2 separate regions of the Homo sapiens genome follow, and region 2 is linked to region 1. The links are chromatin loops, found by intact Hi-C in ENCODE. Cell type or tissue: B cell. All regions are shown on one strand. Links, peaks and the distances in the headings refer to the core of each region. The heading gives the core; the rest is flanking DNA. Region 1 has its middle 69 kb from the start of XCR1. Region 2 overlaps LRRC2 (leucine rich repeat containing 2).

What was found. Peaks named below come from ENCODE experiments on the same cell type or tissue, not always from the same donor. Only the 100,000 strongest peaks of a DNase experiment are listed, where the experiment ranks them.
Region 2: it touches region 1 in a loop (7-fold over the local background); 3 of 110 quality-filtered maps call a loop at or near these places.

What each region holds. Positions count from the first base shown.
Region 1 is chr3:46,091,268-46,102,543 of GRCh38, forward strand. No RefSeq gene overlaps it. Among named protein-coding and RNA genes, the nearest start is that of XCR1, 69 kb to the left of the region's middle. RefSeq lists an enhancer at 6,373-6,482. In B cell, for the core only: no CTCF peak of the experiment used is centred there; DNase peaks (open chromatin) are centred at 1,164, 1,564, 4,244, 7,254 and 4 weaker places; H3K4me3 peaks cover 1,232 bases; H3K27ac peaks cover 2,842 bases.
Region 2 is chr3:46,533,771-46,545,046 of GRCh38, forward strand. It overlaps LRRC2 (leucine rich repeat containing 2), which reads right to left. Exons shown (of 9, transcript NM_024512.5): 3 at 11,276; 4 at 5,275-5,431. Among named protein-coding and RNA genes, the nearest start is that of LRRC2-AS1, 18 kb to the right of the region's middle. RefSeq lists enhancers at 5,292-5,351, 10,692-11,236. In B cell, for the core only: no CTCF peak of the experiment used is centred there; DNase peaks (open chromatin) are centred at 4,341, 5,321, 5,471 and 8,301; H3K4me3 peaks cover 2,387 bases; H3K27ac peaks cover 1,591 bases; H3K27me3 peaks cover 1,275 bases.

The sequences.
Region 1 (11,276 bases), core at 207-8,206:
GGCCTGCTCTGCTGAACTTCCCATTTTGTGAATTAACTGTCTCCTTAGTATTCAAGCCACTTTAAGTTCAGTTTTCTGTTACTTGCAGCTGAAAGAACCCTCAAGAAAGTATTCCTATTTCTGGGATTAATCCTGACTTTGGGAAGGGGAATTTAAGGAGATTTAGCTCAATACTATAGGTCTATGCATCAGGCATTGACAGTGTGCCCCTGACCTTAGCCTGGTTTCTGAGAACTTGGATTTTCTCTCATTCTCTTGATTCAAATCTCTACCTGAGAGCAGCTCCGTCCCTCCAGAACCCATTCTTGGTACTCTTGTCACTCTCAGTTGCTGCTCAGGGCTGGAGTCCTCTCTGCTTCCAAAATTTCACGCTGATGGCTATAGCCTTGTAACCCACTGTTGTCCCAGGTGCCTTCTCACCTGCTGCTTATCCTCCTGGATTTCAGAGAATCACTACTCCTGGAGTCTTCTTTGTTGAGTGCTGAATTCTGCCCCTCTTAGCATATGTCTGGTTGGGCCCAAGTGCTATATGCTCATCTGTTTTTTTGTCTATTACTGTCTTAATCTGTTTTGTGCTTTTATAACAGAATACCACAGACTGGGTAACTTATAATGAACAGAAATTTATTGGCTCATAATTCCAGAGCCTGGGAAGTCCAAATCAAGTCATCTGGTGAGTGTCTTCTTGCTGTGTCATTGCAAAGTAGAAGGTATCACGTGGCAGAAGGCATCATATGGTGGAAGGGAAAAAAGAGAATGAACCCATTCCCTTGAGCCTGTTTTTCAGAGGCATTAATCAATTCATGTGAGCCGAGCCCCCATGATTAAAGACGTTACTTCAGGCCCTACCTCCCTACAGTGTTGCACTGGGGGTTAAATTTTAACATGACTTTTGGAAGAGACAAACATTCAAACCACAGCAGTTATTGAACTATGCAGATTCCAGACACCTAAACTTTCCTGCTGGAGTAGACTTCCTCCTTGCACCTGCAGCTAGACAGATGAAGCCTGCCACTCCCACGGTTCCCTTTGTGTCTTTGTGAGGGAGTCTTCTTGCAGATCATCCTGGTAGACCTTGGGGGAAAGTGCTTGGTTTGGGAGGTGCAACATCCCATAATTACCCCTGCAATGTCTAAACCTTCACAGAACAAAGAATCATCACTAATGTTTCACAATGCACAAGGCTCCTTTGTATGCACTCAAGGTTCATGTTTTATCTTATTTTACCCCTGCTGTTTGGAGAGTGAGGTCCCATGGGGATTTTGAAAGCAACACAAGTTGTTCCTGTCTCCAATAAGTGTTTGAATGAAGTAACAGGTGTGCATAAATAAATATAGTTAGAAAAAGTTAATATCTTCTCACTGAGACATGTGCTTATGTTTGGTTAAGGTCTCTGTTTTCATCCTCATCATCTCTTTGTGGCTCTAAACAATTCTCTTGCATTTGAAAACATTACCTGCTTGCTAATAAATGTTTTTATTTAGGACAGAATTCATTCTGAGCCTTGCTCCTGGGGTAACTTGGATTGAGATAGCAGGGGAGTGGGTGAGTTTCCACTCTTATCTGATGGTGGCAGCTGATAGTAACCAAAAGGAACTTTGTGGTTGTGCATGACCAAATTGTCTTAGGTCAGTTTCAACACCTGGGCAGTAGGAAGCGCACATGCATAAATAAGCAGTGAGAATTTGCTACATATTTTAATAGAGGGACCCAGGGAAAGCTAACCTCACACATAATGTGTCTCGCAAACCCCTTGAAACCTTCCCTGGGCTATGGCAGTGCCTCCCCTCTTCTTCCCTGGCCTTTCCCACAGCACCCAGCTCTGATCCTTGTTTCTACTTCATGCTATGGAAAATCTCTTTCCTTCCACAGAAAATATGGGAACAGCCCAAAGTCCAGGCTGGAAGCTCCCTTTGACTCTTTGAGAAGTGGGCTTCTCAAAGGCCCTTTTTCCTCAAAGAAATCCTCATGCCAGCAGCTACAAAGGTATTTCCTTGATAGTCTTTGCAATGACCATGAAAATACTGATCATTGGAAGGGAAACATGATGGTTCAAGGTTCTTGATAAAGAGTTAGGCATTGTAAATTCTGACCTCCTTGCATTTCCTCATGGTAGTTTTGGGGTGTTGTTCAGATGGATGGAGGGCTGTCAGGCTTGGTTTGCTTCCGGGTCTCTCTAGCCTTCTTATTGTGACAGCCAAAACCATACTCATGGTCCTTCCTGCTGGATTCTGGATGGCTCACCTCCATGGAGGTCCTCTCATTGCTCTGGTTCCAATCTTGTGCTCCAGTTCTGGCTGCTAGGCCTTTGCCTCACTTCCTGGGTCTTCTCTCTCTTCCTCATGGAAATCTGCTCATTCCCTAGTCTCTCTAGAATGGGCCCTGCCTTAGACCCAAAACCCTTTCCCCACCTATTTGGGGGCTGGCTTCCTGACTTAGTGGTTGTGACCCTGAGACATGACGGATGATAGATCTTTCTGATGAAAACTGTCTTCCCCAACCCACACACACACTGAGCTTACAAGGGCACCTTCTACTTCCCAATTTGATCTTGTACAATTGGGAGGTTCTTTTTGGTTAATAAAAGCAGCCACCATTGTAGTAGGTGTTTAGGGCCAGCTCCTCCTCACAGCCTCACTGCAGGTTACCATAAAAGCAAGTCTCAGACTGAATTCTTCCCCCCAAAACAGACATTTATTAGCAAGCAGGCTCACATCAGTCACCTCCTGAGTGTGATAAAGTCCAGCATCTCTGTTCTTTAGGAGGTTCCAACGAGATCTTGCATGAAAGAGAGGTTCAGTTAAGGCAAATATCACAACAGTCTAGTAGTAGGATTGGTGAACCATCTAGTCAGACTGAGGTTGGCCCGCATTCTCCTGAACCAGAAGCTGACACAAATGTCGTGGGTGACATTCCTAAGTAGGGAGGAAGAAAGGCCCATTAGATTCGAATGGCCTGTTCATGTAAGTTTGTGGAGTTTCTTGCTGTGGAGTTTCATGCTTCACTGATGAAAACTCATGTCCATGTTCATTATATTAATGAACAAAACTGCTGGCACTAATCAGAGAAGAAGACAGCTGAAGCACTTGTGGGTGTCCGTCTGGGGTATGGCCTTCCGATTACACTCTAATTACCACCCTGGAGTTGTCTTGATTAGGGCAACTGGCTTCCTCTGGAGTGAAGATTTAAAAGGCTACACCCACACTTAGATTACATTTTCAGTGCCAATATATTTTTAAGTAAATTGCAGATATCATAGTACCAGGGTACTTCAGCCCCTATATTAACAGTAATGAACACATTTCTTTGGTTTACAACATGTTATTTCATGATTTCAGCTCCTTGCAAAGTAAGTCCCCTAAAGTATTTCTAAGCAGCCCCAGGCATCTTACAGAGACTGGCCAATAGTTCCATTTAGCACAGCCCTTGCTTCATCCCTTAACCACTTCCAGCTCCCTTTGCAATGGGCATTCATTGCTTGGCTTGCCTACAACAGCCTTCCCATTCTGGGGGAAAGCTGCTTTTTCACCAATCCAACCATCCCTGTGGTGTGAGGATGAACACACGATCTGCCTGGGCCAATCACAGTGGCCTCATCCCTTTGGCCAAAGCAATTGGCCAGGAATGGGCAAGTGGGCCCACAAAGCCAATCACGAGCCTTCTCTGGGATTTTTTTCCACCTGGAGCTGGTGAGGATGCTGATTCTCCTCCCTGCCATTGTTGGTTCAGAGCTGCCTGCAGGCATGGCTTTGACTTTGTGGGGACAGCTGGACTGAGAGAATGAGTCCAATATGCAGAGAGAATCAGAGACATAGGTTGTTATGGACTGAATGTTTGTGTCCCTCACCCCAAATTCATATGTTCAAGTCCTAACCTCCTATGTGATAGTATTTGGAAGGTGGGGACTTTGGGAGGTAATTGGGTTTAGATGAAGTCATGATGGGATTAGTGCCCTTAAAAGAAGAGGAAGAGGACACACTGAAACTCTCTCTTCAAGTGTGCACACACAAAGAATTGTCATAGGAACACATACTGAGATGCTGGCCATCTGCAAGCCAGGAAGGGGGACATCACTAGAACCAAATCCGTCTCCACCTTGATCTTGGACTTCCCAGCCTCCAGAGCTGTGAAATAGATGCCTATTGTTTAAGCCACCCTGTCTATAGTAACTTGTCATAGCAACCCAAGCTGACGAAGATGTAGGTGAAGAAAGAGGAAGTCCTGGCAATATTCAAATCTTCGAATCCAGTTGTCCTTGGGTTTAGCTGCACCTCTGTACTCTGTGTGATTTGGTTACACAGCCCACAGATTCCCTTTTTTGCTAAAGCTGGTTTGAGTTGAGTTTCTTTCTTTCTTTCTTTTTTTTTTTCTGAGACGGAGTCTCGCTCTGATGCCCAGGCTGGAGTGCAGTGGGGCTCACTGCAAGCCCTGCCTCCCTGGTTCACACTATTCTCCTGCCTCAGCCTCTGGAGTAGCTGGGACTACAGGCTCCTGCCACCACGCCTGGCTAATTTTTTGTATTTTTAGTAGAGACAGGGTTTCACCGTGTTAGCCGGGATGGTCTCCATCTCCTGACCTCGTGATCCAACCACCTCAGCCTCCCGAAGTGCTGGGATTACAGGCTTGAGCCACCGCGCCCAGCCTGAGTTGAGTTTCTGATGAATCCGTTCACTGTCAACAGTCAGTAGTTGCTTTACAGGAGCTTTCACTCCTTATTGAAGCCCTATGCCTGCTATCAAGGACCACAATCACCCACCCTGTCCTTCTGATGCTGCCCAACATGTCTGAATCCTGACCTGAGGATCATCTAGGCCAAAATGGAGACCCTAAGTGTTCCAGTGCAGTCTGCTTGTGGCCAGCTTACCTGGCAGATGTCCACTCACAGGGTTAGGAGAAGGTCCACAGTTCTGGACTTGCCGACAACTGGTTAATGCATACCACAGATCAGTTAAGGCCTATTAAGTGATTTTGGCTTTCTATTCTCAACACTGTCCCTGGTTTGGACTACAGATTATATTGCCAGCCAAGGTATCACAATGACCATATGCTTCAGGAATCATTTTTGCCTTCTGGGAAGAACTTTCCCGGGACCTGAAGCTGATCTCGTCCACTCAGTGTGGCCAGGTCCTGGGTCCTAGGTCCCCAGTTTCTCCCCATTCTTAGGCCGCCCACCATGTACCCTGTAACTGAACTGTGATCTCTGAGTGGCTTCAGGGCAGGTTGTGGGTCTGGCTGCTCTGTGCCCATTGGAGCATCCCTGCCTCACAGCTCATCTGCTGATGTATGATGCAGCTGACTCATCCCAAACTTGTGGCCTTGGCAAGTAGGACCCTCTCAATCCCTATCCGCACTTTCCACACAGAGGAAGCCAGACAGCATTGTGTATTGATGGTTTGTTTCCATCTCACTAATCAAGAGGCTGAAAGCAACAAACTCTTTTTTTTCCTCTATCTCAACTTTTATTTTAGGTTCTGAGGGTACACATGCAGATTTGTTAGATGGGTAAATTGAATGTTGCTGAGGTTTGGTGTACCAATGGTCCCATCACCAGCGATGGATATAGTCTGGAGGGCCAGACTCCAGGTTTCTTGTGGCTGAGGAATACACTCCTGTCTTGCTGAAGCCCTCCCTATGGAGTGAGCTCTGTGGACCAGCAGCTTGGGCATCGCACAGGAGCCCATTAGACATGCTGAACGTCAGGGCCAGCCCCAGGGCTTCTGAATCACGGTCTGCATTTTAACAAGATCCCCGGGTGATTTCTGTGTACAGGATGGTTTGAGAGGCACTGGTTTAAGCCACTATTTTTTTTTCCTGTTATTTGCAGCTGAACCCAATTCTTTCTTTCTTTCTTCTTCTTTTTTTCTATAGGGCTTTTAAAAAATGTTTCCTCACTGTTTTGACAATATCATGAAAAAAATTCAGTTTAGAATCTGGAACTGACCTGGATGAGATTCAGGGGCAGCTACATGGCAAGGGCGGCACAACCTCTTTGATTCCCTCCCCACGGTGGGAGCTAAGCTACTGGTAATGGAGGCGCCGACAGGCACCAAACCAGGAACTAAGTTAGTGTCTCAGGCAAGAAAGGGGAGGCGAGGCCGGAGCCACTGCGGGGACCCTCCTGGTTATAGTTAGTTGTCTCTCTCCCTCCCCACACTGGCGACATGAAGACAGGCAGGTGGGTCAGGTGTTCCAGGACAGAAAAATAACCAGCAGTCAGCCCTCAGGCTCACACCTGAGCTTCTGGTCAATCCCCTCGGCTGAACCCGCTTCTTGTGGATAGAGTAGATGATGTCCAGGTGGGGTCACTGAGAGAGTGGGGCTGGAGAAGGGATTTCTGAGCGGCTCACTCATGGGCACCCTCACCTCCCTTCCCTGCATGCAGGCCTGACTTTCTAGAAAACCCTCATTTCTAGAATGAGGGGTGTGGGAGCCTTGGCTAGAGCTGTTCTGGGGCCCAGGGTCTCAAAAAGCAAGGTTCCTGTCCCCTGTGATTGCCTTGCTCCGGACCCCTATGTCTCCAGCACCAAGAGTGTCAGGGTAGACGACGGTGTGGAGCTCAGTGGAGGCGGATAAGGGGGCTGTAGTCATTTTGAAACCTTACGGTATTATAAAATAGATCATCCTTCCTGGAAGCCATGGCCTTCTGTTTTTAAACACAGGCGTTTCTAGGCTGAATTTCTGGGGCCTCCTCTATGACTCAGACTTGATTGCCTAAGAGGGTCACAATCTTTGGTACAAAATTCCAAGAAGGGTCCCTCCCAGCACATGCACATCCACATCCACCCAGGTCTTGTACACCAGCACCTCTCAAACTTTAATGCCCAAATGTATCCTCTGGAGATTTTGGTGAAAGGCAGTCTGGCTTGTGGCCTAAGACTCTGTGTCTCATAAAGCCTCCTGGTGCTGCAGCAGCTGCTGCTGCTGCTCTGAGAACTACACTTTAAAAGGCAAGGTTGTAGACTCTCTACTAACAGCTAGTGGATATTTCTTAGTTACAGCCTCTCATCTTCAAAACCTGACCCCACAATTCCAGACACTCCAGTTAGAAAGGTCAAATTAATTGTCATTTGTTACAGGATCTCACCACGAGTGTGGCTTCTCTTGGACAGGTGAGGGTAGAAGTTTCTGTTTCTCTTTGTTTTGCTTTTATTAATAACCTACTACACACAGAACTTCATTTTAGATAAAATCCTGGCCAAGACATGAACAGGTGTGTAAGTAACTCTGTGGACAGTGGGATTTACTTTCATCTGGGTTCCTGGTGGTGAATGATATCTCCATGTTTAGAGAGCACCTCTCAGTTTGATGTGGCAGTTTTTTGCTGTGGTTATGACTTTCAACATACTTCCTGCTTTTCTTGCAAAACAGAGAAGACTCACTCCTCTGTGGGAGGCCACAGCCCAAATGATTGCTGGCTTCTTCAAGGGCTGGAGCAGGGCTTGCAGGGGATTGCTGGCCTTCAGTGTGTGAGGTCTTTGGCCTTTTTCTACGTGAACATCAAGGTTAATCTATGTGGACTTGGCCTTCTGTTGGAGCAAGTTATTGCAATGCTGTTGGAGGAGCATGAGGTTCTTAGCACTTCTTAGCTTCAGATATCAAGGGAGATTCTTGTCCAACAACAACAGAAAATAGAGCCCAGCCATTTTTGTCATCAAGATTGCCAGGGTCGCATGATCTCAATGGCAATGCTCACACTTGCTAGAAATTTGGATTCATAAGCTTTTGAGTTAAACAGGGTCTGAGAATCCTTAAAGCTAACTCCTCTCTGTTTCAGAGGTGCAAACTGCTAATGAGAAAGATGCCAATCTGGTTCTTATTCTTTTTTTTTTTTTTTTTTGAGATGGAGTCTTTGTTGTCCAGGCTGGAATGCAGTGGTGTGATCTCATCTCACTGCAACCTCCACCTCCTGGGTTCAAGTGATTCTCCTGCCTCAGCCTCTGGAGTAGTTGGGATTACAGGTGCCTGCCTCCACACCCAGCTAACTTTTGTATTTTTAATAGGACGGGGTTTTGTCATGTTGGCCAAGCTGGTCTCAAACTCCTGACTTCAAGTCATCTACCTGCCTTGGCCTCCCAAAGTTGGTTCTTATTCTTTTGTTGTTTATTTGTTTCTTGTTTCTCTCTGAGAGTGTTTAGGATCTCCTTAGATTGTTGGTGCTCTGAAATTCCAAGAGGTTATTTCTATGGATCACTCTTTGTTCATTGTGCTCAGTGCTTGGGGTCTTTCAATCCAAAGCTTATATCTTTCTTCAACTCCGGGAGATTTTTTTCAATTGTTTCTTTGATAATTTTCTGCTTTCTGTTTTCCTTCTTCTCCTTTTCTGAAATTCCTGCAATGTAAATGTTGAGCCACCTAAATTGACCCTATGTATTTTTTTTCTCCAATTACCCATTTTATTTTGGTCATTTTACTCTGTATTCTGCAAGTTCTTCTTGAATTTTTAATGTATTTTTTCTGTCTTTGACTTTTGGTTTCAAAAAAATTGAATGTATTATATTTGTGATAATAAAAAGTAAATATATTTTAAAAGGGATTTAGAACAAACTCTTGGTTTTCAACTGCTCCTTTTTAATAGAAGATTTTTTTTTTTTTTTTTTTTTTTGACAGAGTCTCGGTCTGTCACCAGGCTGGAGTGCAGTGGCGTGACCTGGGCTCACTGCAACTTTTGCCTCCCGGGTTCAAGCAATTCTCCTGCCTCAGCCTCCTGAGTAGCTGGGATTACAGGTGCCCACCACCATGCCCAGATAATTTTTGTATTTTTAGTAGAGACGAGGTTTCACCATGTTGGCCAGAATGGTCTCAATCTCTTGACCTCGTGATCCACCTGCCTTGGCCTCCCAAAGTGTGGGTTTTGTTTTACGGACGTATCATCTTGGTTCTCCAAGAGGATAATTAGAGTTTAAGGTTTTTACTTAGTTCTTTTTCCTTTCCTTGTTCTACCTCCTCCAAGTTCATTTGTTCTGTTGACTTATCTTGGTCCTTTTCTTTTCCTGAGTGAATGGTGTTTGTGGCAGCTCATTTCTATTTATGCATTCTAGGTTGGGTTGTTAAGTTGAAGTAAATGGGGGACTGGGGTCCTTCTGCGAATGAGAAGGTGTGACTGTGAGCTCTCTGGCTGTGGAAGGGGGTGCTGATGGGTAAATCTTGCTTTCTTCTGTGAGAGTGGGAGAAGTCAAACCAATTCAAGGAGACCCCTGCTCTAAGATGTTACTCCCATGTTGGAAGCCTCAGCCCCTTCCAGTCAGCTTTTATTTGCTTTTTAAAAAGATTATTTCTCAAGGGTGCAAGGGTGGTAAGGGATAAAAGACTAAACACTGGGCACAGTGTACTGCTTGGGTGACAGGTGCAGCAAAATCTCAGAAATTACTACTAAAGAATCTATCCCTGTAACCACCTGTTCCCCGAAAACTATTGAAATAAAATAAAAATAAAAAAGGATTATTTTTCCAGCTTTTAAGGTAAAAGCTGCCATTTTCTGCCCATGGGATTAGGGAGAGGTGGGATGGTGAAGGCCAGTTTCCACAGCAGTTTAGGTCCAGTCATTCCATCAATCACTTCCTTTTATGCTCACCCTGGTCTTTGTACTTTCCAACCTCCAGAGGCTCTAACGTGAAGGACATCACCCCCTGCCACTGCCCTCACCAATAACTTCCACTTTTATTGCAACCCCAAAATGTGTTCTGAGCATCTAGGAAGCTAGAAATCAGCCTTCCTCATCAACTTCCTTAAAATTGGGGATTTAAGTAATACTTTTTAGAATCTGTCCACTCAGCTTCCAGGCCACATCCCTCTGACCCAGCTCCACCCCATTTCCATCCTTATTGTTTCTGGGGGAAGCCACTTGATGATGCCAAGTATTTTCCAGTTCTGCTTTTGACCGCACTTTGCAAAGTAGTGTATGGTATGATGCTTGTTCCTTCCTTGGTTTGGAAGACTTTTGCCTGTTTTCTCAAAAACAAATGAACAAAAATCTCTGGTGTTTTTTGGATTTGGTGGGAGGGAGAATTTTGAATCTGCTTCAAGTCCCACATCTTTCTCTGCCACCTCACACGATTAATATCAAGAAGCACAGACAACTCTCATTTATTTCCCACTTTCAGTGAAAAAGAAAAAGCACCAACCTTGCTTGTTTTGGTTCCATTTTGGTTTGTTCTGTTTGTTTTTAATAGCTGTTCACATGAATGTATTAACCTGGATGGGATCTTGATTTGACCTAGAGTCATACTAGGTGGCTGAGAGGACACTAGTCAGCTTCCTCTCAACTATGAGATGACCTAGTGGTCAGCCTTCAGGGTCTGGATTTTCCTCAGGAGGGTCCTTGCTAAAAGTGGCAGAGTCCATTTTCAGTCCAAGACAGAATGAGATGAAAGAGAGAATCAAGGATGTGGACCTGATTGCCTGGAGACCTGTGTTCTAGTCCCACCTGGCCTTCTTATCAACTGTGCAGGCTGGGGCAAGTGGTAGCCTCTCCCCAGCTTCATTTTCCTCCTCTGTAAAATAGTTGGGTGGGTCCTGATGTCTCCCAGATCGCTTTTACTTTCTAAAACTCCATGATTCCTTATAAAGTAGGCTTCTAAAGAGCAAGTAAGGGCAGGAGAGGATGTGAAGGGGAAGAATAATTAATATCCACATTCAGCCCTAATTTGGTTAGTATGGTTTCATTAATAATGGAAATAACAACAATTGCCATTGATGAAGACTATTTATGTTTCTGTTTCAGAAACAATATCTGCTCTTGGAGTCACTGCCACCAAGGGAATAACTTTACCTGGAATATGGACTGGGAGCTCAAGCCAAAAGCATGGACAAGGGAGTCCCAGATTACAGGATACTATTATGACTTTTGCATAAATATAAACTCCTATTAGATAAATTGATAAGATGTGCTCTGGTTAGCTATTGCTGTGTAACAAACCACCCCAAACAGTGGTTTAAAGCAATGACATTCTAGGGTTGGCTGGGCTCAGCCAGGTGGTTCTTATGTGGTCTATCATTAAGGTGCAAAAAGATAGTGGCTGGGTTAGGGCCATTCTGAAGAGTTATTCACTCACAGGTCTAGAACCTGGGCTGAAGGACTCAAACAGCTGGAGGATCTATCTATCTATCTATCTATCTATCTATCTATCTATCTATCTATCATCTTCTATCTATCTATCTATCATTATCTTTCAATCTCCTCCATATGATCTCTCCCCAAAGTGGCTCCAGGGTAACCAGACTTCTTACATGACAGCTGGAGCCTTGGAGTAAGTTTCCTAAAGAGACACTGGTAGAAG
Region 2 (11,276 bases), core at 1,804-9,803, 440 kb after region 1:
TCTCTTTTCTTTCTTTCTTTCTTTCTTTGTTTCTTTCTTTCTTTCTTTTTCTTTCTCTCTCTGCCTGTCTTTCTTTCTTTCTTCTTTCTTTCTCTTTCTTTCCCTTCCTTTCTTCCTTCCTTCCTTTCTTTTCTTTTTTTTTTAATTTTTTTTGTTTTACTTTTAGTTCTGGGATACATGTGCAGAACATGCAGGTTTCTTATATCGGTATACGTGTGCCATGGTGGTTTGCTGCACCTATCAACACATCATCTAGGTTTTAAGCCCCACATGCATTAGGTATTTATCCTAATGTTCTCCCTCCCCTTGCCCCACCAGCCCCCAACAGGCCCAGTGTGTGATGTTCCCTCCCTGTGTCCATGTGTTCTCATTGTTCAACTCCCACTGTGAGTGAGAACATGCGGTGTTTGGTTTTCTGTTCCTTGTGTTAGTTTGGTGAGAATGATGGCTTCCAGCATCATCCATGTCTCTGCAAAGGACACAAACTCCTCCTTTTTATGGCTGCATAGTATTCCATGGTGTATATGTGCCACATTTTCTTTATCCAGTCTATCATTGATGGGCATTTGGGTTGGTTCCAAGTCTTTACTATTGTAAATAGTGCTGCTCTTTTCTTTTTTGTTTTCTTTCTTTTCTTTTCTTTTCCTTCCTTCCTTTCTTTCTTTCTTTCTTTCTTTCTTTCTTTCTTTCTTTCTTTCTTTGTTTCTTTCTTTCTTTCTAGCAGCCGCACCCTTCTAGGAACAAAGTACAGTTTCTACTAAATGCACACCACTTTCACACCATCAAAAAGCTGAAAAACCTTACATCTAACCATTGTAAACTGGGGATCATCTGTAATTCCAATAATTAGCTATTTTAAATCCATATAATGATAATTTCTTGGGAATTTCACAAAGAAGTTAAGAGCACCACTCATTGTCATTCTTAATTCCTTGATGTCAAATGTCAAAAATAACTGCTCTAATAATGAGAAAAAGAATACCCTGTCTAGTAATCACACCTCCCTGACTCCTCCCCTTCATCAGCCCTCAATAGATCTATAAGACAATATGATAAGAGATCAAACCCCACCTCCTTTACAAAATTCAGCTGCTCAACATAAAAGAGCTAAAAATCCTTTGTTCATTCCCACGTTCCTCACTATGCTTGAGCATCAGATCCTGCAGCTGAGTGTTTCTTCATTTATCCCTAGTTTGTAAGGAGCTATATCTGCTCCTCTAGGAGAGAAACATGCCCTGAACTAATATATTTTCATTTCTTTTCATTTTGCCCCACATGTGAAAATTGATTTATTCTAGATGCCCTCAATACTTACGTTTGGTAAAAAAGAGGATTTGCTCAAAATACTCCATGTTAATAACTCAGAGTATCAAGAAGCAAGTACTAGAAGAAAATTAGGGTGACAACCTTACCTAAATCATTCTAAGAACATCTCCCTTTTTATTATTGTGTTCTTTTCTTACGATTTCCTATATAATGATGAAAAATTGTGATACTCACATGTCATAAGAATTTCCAAACTGGAGATATGATATATGTCTCAGCCATGTGAGAAGGGAATCGTCTGTCTTTGCCTAAGTTATGGATGTATTTGGATAAATTATATTCTGTTGATTTGATATAGACTGAAAATTATAAGTTGGATAAAATATATATATGACTTAAATCTGGTATAGAGAGTATTAAAGCCTCTGAGATTTATTGTCCCCCTCCTTCCCATAGTTTAACTCACAAAAAAATTCAACTAGAGAATTTTAGAGGTGGCAGATATTTTAAAGATCATTCTGACCCCTTATCCTACAAATGAGAATACTAAGATTTAAAAAATTAAAGTATGTGCTCAAGTTACTCAAAGTTAGATAACATCTTTGTCTTCAGAATCTTAGGTCAGTCTTCAGTTCACTAAGTTTAATTTTAAAATATTTTGGGAACAAGTTAAATAAATCATGCCATAATCATCACTCAGCTACTAGGGAGAATGGGGAAGGTTTAGATGTTCTGATACTGAAAAATAACATTAACATAAAGATGATGCTAATAATAGCAATAATAATAATAATGGCTAGTGAATGCCAGGGATTCACCTACTCTAAATGCTTTCTATGTATTATCTATTTAATCCTCACAACAACGCGGTGAACTAGGTACTATTGTTATCCCCATTTTACAGATGAGGAAACTGAAAACGAGTAAATGACTTGCTCAAGGTTACCTTCCAGTAAGTCAAAGACCCAGGCAGCCTGATCCTAGAGTCCACCTCCGCCTTCATGGTGTGATCGGGGGAAACATGTGAGGCACAGACTGAAGAACACAGTGTAAGCCCATGTGTGTAAGTATATTTAACATGCATGGTTACATGTCTGTTTATAAATAGACAGCTACAACGTAGGTCTATAGAAGAGCATGAGTGTATGTACAGTGTGAATACCCAGGAAACTTAGCGCTTACTGAGAGGCTTGATTTTACATTTTACACCTTTCTAGAATGTTTGAATAGTTTTCGTGCACATGAATGAGGTCTGTGGGGATGACATCATGTCTCCAACAGGATTCGAGTGCCTTGGAATAATCACTTGAATAATCGCTTGGAATAACAACTATGTACCCAATATGTTGGTGTTTATTGCCTTATCTAATCCTCACAACCACTAAATGACAGCAACAACTATTATCCCCACTTTACGGATGAAGAAACTGAAGAGCAGAGAGATTAAGTATAGTGTCCCAATCCCACATTGGTCCCCCACGGATACCCCTCACCCACCAATCTCTTCTCCTCCTCCGAGTGTGCAAGGATAACATCCTCACTCCCCCACCAGTGGTCTCAACCATGGCTGCACATGGGAATCATGTAGGGAGTTTGTTAAATGCTGATTCCTGGCCCTGTACCCAGAGATTCCTATGGAATTGGTCTGCAGTGGATCTTGGGCGTTTAGATTTTTAAGGCTTTTTGGGGGATTCTAAGGTGTAGCCAGGGTGAAAACCACTGCTCAAATCAAACTGGCTCACAAGGAAAGAATGAATAGTACATTGGTGTAGTGTGGGAAGTTAAAAAAGAACAGGTGTTAATCTGGCTGGCAATAATTTCAAGGAAGACATTTCAAGAGATGAACAAAGATACATATTAAATGGAGCACCTCTGATGACATTTCAGACAACTGTGAGCATGACTCATCCCATGGTGATGCTCTGATGCCCTGCCTTTTGACAGCTCCATGCTTAATACCCCATCTATCTTGCTGCCAACCACTGGATTCCCAAGCCAAGGTGGCAGGATGGCAAGGATCCCTGAGTCTAGGTCAACCACTGTGGCTTCTCAAATGTATAAGGACAGAACCTTTCTACTTGAAAAGGGTTGTTTGTTTGTTTGTTTTGAGACAGGGTCTCACCCTGTCACCCAGGCTGGAGTGATGGCTGGTGCCATCACCGCTCACTGCAGCCTCAACCTCCTGGGCTCAAGCGATCCTCCCACAGGCACACGCCATCATGCCTGGCTAATGTTTTACTTTTTGTAGAGATGGGGTTTTGCCATGTTGCCCGGGCTGGTCTCAAACTCCTAGGCTCAAGTGATCTGCCTGCCTCAGCCTCCCAAAGTGCTGGGATTCCAGGCATGAGCCACCGCCTCCAGCCTAAAAAGGGTTTTTAAAAGTAACTCAGTCCTCAGAAACTCTATCCAGTTATTTAAATATACCATGAGCTTGCCCAAAAATGACCTGCAAATAGTGAAATCTGGCTTCTAGCCCAGGCTCTGAAGAAGTTCCTTAGTGTAATATGTAAATGATAATGATTCAGTCAGTTAATGATTCAGTCAGTGGGTCTCTCCAATTTGCAAAATAAAGGGGCAGGAGGTAAATGACCCCTTACATGTCAAAAATGGTACTTTTCAGTCATAGAAATTCTAAGGTCCTTTCTACCTTTCCAGAAACTAGGCAAGGAAACAGAAGTACTTATCCTTGTTGGGTCTAAAATTTGATTTTACCCTGCTTAGAAGCTAATAAATTTTGCCTATTCCTGTTTCATGGATACCGACAGAAGACACGAGGCTCCTGGTCCAACACAGCATACTGATGTGAGTTGCACTTACAGCTAAGTTTACCAAGCGTGATGCAGATGGCCTGGATAGATGCTATGCACATATACATCACAGCTGAGAACCCTGAGCTTGGGGAACCCACCACTTTTACAGCAAGTGGTTAGCAAGGCTGCTCTTTGCCTGGGAGCAGGTGTCTCCTCATCCCTCAAGGTTAGTACATGCATATGCATCCCCAAGATCGGCCTGGGTAAGAGGGTGGTCAGAGCCTTGTAGTCTTGACACAGCCAGCAAGACATGTATGAACACCAGAGGCTCCACAAGCCACCTGTCCCACAGGGTCTTGGCTTCTGGTAAATTTTCACATAACTATGCGAAACCACTGGTCCCAGGGCACATGTGTAAGAATGGAGCTCCATGCAGCTCCAGACCTTCACTCCTTGCACCCCAGGAAAAAGAGAAGCAATAATGATCACTGTCATTTTCATTTTAAGATAACACAACTGAATAATGACTGAGAATTATAAAATTTTGATCCATCAAAAAGACATCAGGCTGGTTACTGTGGCTCATGCCTGTAATCCCAGCACTTTGGGAAGCCGAGGCAGGCAGAGCACCTGAGGTCAGGAGTTTGAGACCAGCCTGGTCAACATGGTGAAACCCCTTCTCTACTAAAAAAAAAAATACAAAATCAGCTGGTGGCACGTGACTGTAACCCTAGCTACTTGGGAGGCTGAGGCAGGAGAATCACTTGAACCAGGGAGGCAGAGGTTGCAGTGAGCCGAGATTGTGCCATTGCACTCCAGCTGGGGCAACAAGAGCGAAACTCCGTCTCAAGGAAAAGAAAAAAAAAGACAACATAAGCTAAACTAGATTTATCAATGGACTAATGTATAAGAGCAATACATTACATTTCTAATAAGCATACTGCACGTTTATAGGTTTAAAACAAAAAGAAAATAAACACAGAGTTCCTAAATAAAATATTGCTCACTCATGAAACTTCTGGTTTCTGAGCAATTGGCAAGTGTCCTGTGTGCTGAGTTATACAGGCGAGACGCCGACCTCACCACCCAAAGGGATGCTGCAAACAAGCAGCTCTGGGGAGCCTCCAAACGGCCCTGCCCAACCACTTCCTGGGGAAGCTGGAGAGGAAACACGGTGTCTGCACAGTGTCTGTCACCTGCCTGACAGCTGCCTGCTTAACACACCAGAGGCCCGAAGACCCCTGCTAAGTTGACATACCGATTTCTGCTGGAAGATGTGAGATTTGGTTTTTTGGCAGATCCAGAATTCTCATCGCTTGAAATAACTGAATATATGTAGGAATGATTTGAATCAAGGTATTGCTTATGTACCATTCTCTCAGGTGTGTCTGCTCCTTCAATGAATCTGGGAGCTCCTAAAATAGAAAGAATGACATCAATCAGAACTAGCTCCTCCGTGTGCACAAAGCCGTGTAAAACCAAGCATTTATTTTAAAACAGGAAGTGAGAAAGCAGACACGAGAGCATAAAACTTAACCACCAGCACTCCAGCCATTTCAAAAAGAAACCAAAGACACCGCAGTTGTCGTCAACTTCACAACAGTATATTAGCCCTATTTCAAAACTGCCGTGAATTCATGATGTTATTAAAATTAAATCCTAGTGAACACAAAAAACCAGACTCACACTTAGAGCCACAATGTGTATTATTTATTTGCAACATACCAACTTAACATCCCCTAAGGTCTGTCTATACATTCGATTTCAAAATTTGTGCTTCGTTTCCCTTTGTCTGTAGTTGCTTTTAGAAATACTTGATAAACCTCTAATATTTGCTGTACCACATTTCCAAATATTCTTAAGAGTCTATGAAAGGGAAAAAGCATGAGAAAGACAGTCAGCTGGGACACCTGAGTTCCGGCCCAGGCCCTGCCATTTTCCAGTCACGCCACCTCCCTGGGTCTCCACTGCTGAAATGACATTGATGAACTCAGTGTCCAAGGCCTCCCCTAGCTCAAGTGTTCTGGGATAAAACTGTAAAGGTGTCAAGCAAGAAGCGTTTAAAGACTTTAAGGAGGCTATTTGTCCAGCTGAAGAAATCTAATTCACCGAGAGTTACCGAGCCCCCATTGCAGGTGAGGGGTGCTCAGCACTGAGGGGTGGGGCAAAGACGAGACACACAGGTCCCCTGACCTCAGAAGCTGACCACAACGCACCATCAGCAAAGTGGCTGGAGCACAGGGTGGAGGTGGGATGAGGTGTGGAAAACTCCATGGCAGTTGAAGGGGAGGTGGAGGGAGCAATGGAGTCCATAGTGATCCTTCTTTTTTGTACTTGGTACTTGTAATGTGCTTTACAACCATTGCCCTCCTGTGTGTGGGTTAAGCTGTTAACTTGCAAAAGTGCTTTCACTCTAGTATTATCTCATGCAACAGTACCATAAGATAGGCAAAGTGGGCCGGGCACAGTGGCTCACGCCTGTAATCCCAGCAATTTGGGAGGCCAAGGCGGGTGAATCACCTGAGGTCAGGAGTTCGAGACCAGCCTGGCCAACATGGTGAAACCCCATCTCTACTAAAAATACAAAAATTAGCTAGGTGTGGTGGCGTGCACTTGTAATCCCAGCTACTTGGGAGGCTGAGGAAGGAGAATCGCTTGAACCCAGGAGGCGAAGGTTGTAGTGAGCCAAAATAGCACCACTGCACTCCAGCCTGGGTGACAGAGTGAGACTCCATCTCAAAAAAAAAAAAAAAAATTGATAGGCAAAGTGAGCCCCTTTGGAAGAGGAAAGCTGAAACCCCAAAGACATTTAAGTGAATCACTTACAGTAAGGATCCACTACTGAGTTTGCAGAGCCTAGTGCAAAATGAAAATGCAGGCACCTTGTTAAAAATTAAGAAGTTCAAGATGGTGAGCACAGAGCATTAAACCAAGCATAGGGCCCTGTGCCGCTGCTTCTGAAGCCAACTACCTAGTTACCACCTGCCCCCTTCTCGTGGCCCTGGCAAACTGTCCCGACACCTCTTGATCTGAATGGAACCCACACCACACCAGAGGGTTGCCTCCTGGAACTGAGACAAAATGAGTTGGGTCATCAGGGAGCTGACCACAGGCTCATAATCACAATCTCTTCATTGACACTTCAACGTACTGACTGTCTCATAAATAACCTCATTCCACTCTTTCAATAATGGCACACATGAAAGATTATTAAATTTCTAAAATTATGTTCATGACTATTTTCAACAAGAAAAATATTAGGATAGGCCGGGCATGGTGGCTCACGCCTGTAATCCCAGCACTTTGGGAGGCCGAGGCGGGCAGATCACGAGGTCAGGAGATCGAGACCATCCTGGCTAACACAGTGAAACTCCGTCTCTACTAAAAATACAAAACATTAGCCGGGCGTGGTGGCGGGCGCCTGCAGTCCCAGCTGCTCGGGAGGCTGAGGCAGGAGAATGGTGTGAACCCGGGAAGCGGACCTTGAAGTGAGCCGAGAATATGCCACTGCACTCCAGCCTGGGCGACAGAGCGAGACTCCGTCTCAAAAAAAAAAAAAAAAGAAAAGAAAAGAAAAATATTAGGATATCAAATGAAATAGAAATGAAAAGAATCGAGTAAAAATGACAGATTGAATGTATGCATGTACTTTTGCTCTTCTCCAAAATTCCATTAAAGACAACAGTACAGGAACTTTTTAGGTGCCATAAACCTTGCAGAAGGGCAAAGAGAAAGGGAAAGGAGACATCAGCTGCAAAATGTGGATAACCAGACAGCCGGAAGATGGTAACCTGGCTTCCCAGAGCTGCTCAATCTTAGACTAGCAGCAGAAACAACTGAGATACAACCTGGGCTTCTCACCAGAAGCCACCAGAGACTCGGCAGTAGAAGAGCCTGGTACCCCTGGAAGTGAGAGCTGAAGTCACGGCCCAAAGAAAGAGATCGGGTTCAAAGTCTGAGGACCAGAACCTTGACCCCCATCCATGCCACACAGCAATTACCTCTGCTCCCCACCAGTAGGAAGCTGAGGCTTATTCACTGGAGGAGGTTCAACAAAGTCCCTGAACTGGGGTACCTCAAGCACAGCTGAGGCAGGGGAGGTGGCAATCAGATGATGAGTGATGAATGCTGAGATTCTCTCTGCCCCAGGAACTGAGAAGATCCTTCTCTGTATGCTCCCATAGCTCCAGACAAATCATGAATGTGCATTCATGAACATTCATGAATAATCATGAATAGGAGAGGGGAGGCACCAGTGAGATGGGGACTTTACAGCAACTTCCTCAAAAGCTAAGTGTGCCCGACACACACTCAGAGCTTCTGGTCAGCTTGTTAGTGCTCTGGACAACCCAGTGTCTCCAGACCTCCAAGAAATGTCCCAACATGCAAGATAAAGACACATACCCTAAAAGAAAAAGGAAACTCTGAAACAAGAAAGCATCCCCCCCAAAAAAACTATCCAGCACTTTGGGAGGCTAAGGCAAGACAATCACTTGAGCCTAGGAGTTCAAGACCAGCCCAGACCACAAAGTGAGACTCCATCTTTAAAAAAAAATTAAATTAGCCGAGTGTGGTGGCATGCACCTGTTGGTTCCAGCTACAGAGAAGGCTAAGGTGGAAGGATCACTTGAGTCCAGGAGATAGAGGCTACAGTGAGCCATGTTCATGCCACTGCACTCCAGACAGAGTGACTAAGCAGGGCTCTGTCTCAAAAAACAAACAAAAGAAAAAAAAAGAAGAAAAGAAAAAAAAAAAAGATTGATCCCAAGATAGCTAAGAAAAGCCATTACCCTGCAAAATAAAAACAGAACAAAATTTTAAAAGCTAAGATTAAGAGATATCTGTAAAAGTGGAAAAATAAAGCCACTTCACAGAATTCATCCATTTGAAAAAACAAACAGCAAACAGCTCGGGGAAATTAAACATGTGGTAGTAAAAATGAAAAATTCTATTGCAGGGTTGGAAAATAAAATTGAGGATCTCCCCTATACGAGCAGGGTCCGGGGTCTGAGAGCTTCTGACTCAAAACAGGAGCCCCAGCCCTCAGCCCAAGCTGGCCACACAGCCTCAGCCAGCCCTAAGGGCCGCAGCAGATCTCTCTCTACCTAGTCCCTAAGGCCCCAGAAGCTCCACAGCCCATTCCTTCCCTCCTGACCTCTTGCAGGGGCCAGGCAGGCTGCCAGGTGTGACTTTGGAGGCCACAAATCCCTCACTGCCACAGAGCACTCTAAGAGGCTGAAAAATCCCTTAACACACACAGCCTTTCACTCCTTAGTCAGAGGTGAGGCCGAAGCACAAGCTCTCTGGGGGAGGAAAACGGTAACTGAAATTCACTCTAAAGAATATGTGGGGCCCAGAGTCTTCCTGGACTCTCCTGTACTCAATCACAACAGAGTACGGCTTAGGGGATGGCGTATGGGGACAAAGAGATTGCAAGTTTTGAGGACGCCATCCACCTGGTTCACAATGGAGGTCTCTCCCAGCCTGCTGAATTCTAACCATCTTCCCATTCCCTTTACCATACCGGGCACATTAAACACGCTTTACAGGCCAGGTGCAGTGACTCACGCCTGTAATCCCAGCACTTTGGGAGGCCGAGGCGGGCGGATCACGAGGTCAGGAGATCGAGACCATCCTGGTTAACACGGTGAAAACCCGTCTCTACTAAAAATACAAAAATTTAGCCGGGTATGGTGGCGGGTGCCTGTGGTCCCAGCTACTCGGGAGGCTGAGGCAGGAGAATGGCGTGAACCCGGGAGGCGGAGCTTGCAGCGAGCTGAGATCGCACCACTGTGCTCCAGCCTGGGTGACAGAGCGAGACTCCATCTCAATTAATAATAATAATAATAATAATAATAATAATAAATAATAAATACCCTTTACAATGATTTTCAAAAGGTAGATTGTGAAACATGAGGGCTCGTGACAGGTTCTCCAGGTGAACTGGACACCCTTACAGGGTAAGTGCCACACCCAGGATCGTGTTTACTGGCCAATGGTATTTAATTAACAATCCAGACATGCCTCCCTTCGTGCCCTAGAATAGGCAGCCCGTTACCTACTGATCTCAATGATGGGGATGCAAGGGAAAGAACAGTAAAGAGGTTTACAGTAATAACCTCTTGCATTTTTGGAGAACTGTATACTTTACAGAATATTCATGCACTTCATCCTCTCAATAGCACTCAGATAGGGTCAGGGCAAGCATTAGCAGCATTTTACTGATAAGAATGATAAAAACCCATAAAAGTGATATGCATTTTTATCAAATGATAAAAACCACCTCGGATCACATGGCTAATAAAAGACAGCCCCAGGTCACGCAAAATATTTAGTCTCTCCACCGAGTCCTTTTAGTCACAAAATGGCAGGGTAATAGGCTCAAGCTCAGGAATTCGAGACCAGCCTGGGCAACCTGGCAAAACCCCGCCTCTAGGAAAAAAATACAAAGCCCGGGCGTGGTGGCTCTTGCCTGTAATCCCAGCACTTTGGGAGGCAAAGGCGGGCAGATCACCTGAGGTCAGGAGTTCGAGACCAACCTGGCCAACATGGTGAAACCCCGTCTCTACTAAAAATACAAAAATTAGCCAGGCATGGTGGCACACACCTGTAGTCCCAGCTCCTCGGGAAACTGAGATCTCGCCACTGCACTCCAGCCTGGGTGACAGAGCAAGACTCTTGAACAAAACAAAACAAAACAAAAAAGACACAAAATGGCAAGATACAAAGAGATGGACGGAGGGTCCCAGGGAACCCTGTCCCGATGAAATGGGCAATAGCCCAAGTTATTATGGGACCTGAGGAAAGAAAGATGGAATTGTCTTTGCCCTGGCCTCAGAATCTCAGGACAGGAAAACCAGATAAAGGATCTGCAGAAATTCCTTTGCTGCCCTTCGGCACTTCGGCAAGTAAGTAATTGCCCACTGCCAGGGCGTTAGTTGAATGAAAGGCGCCGTCACTTAAATTGATGTTTTTTAAAGACAAAGAATTATGTTAAGGGTCTAGGGCGGGGAACAGGAGAGGAACGCATCCTGAAAGACTGTGCTGCCCAGGAGAGGGCACGTGCATCCCAGCTGCTCAGCCACAGAGGTATCCAAGTGGGTCCCATCACTGCTTCCAGGACTGCGCTGCGTTTCACTGAGGAAGGGACAGAAGAACCTCCTCTAAAGGCAAAAGCATTCATTCATTCATCCTTGGGCTCAGGCGAGCAGCAGTCATCGACCACAGCACTGCATTGGGCGAGAACTGCCTCGACTCACC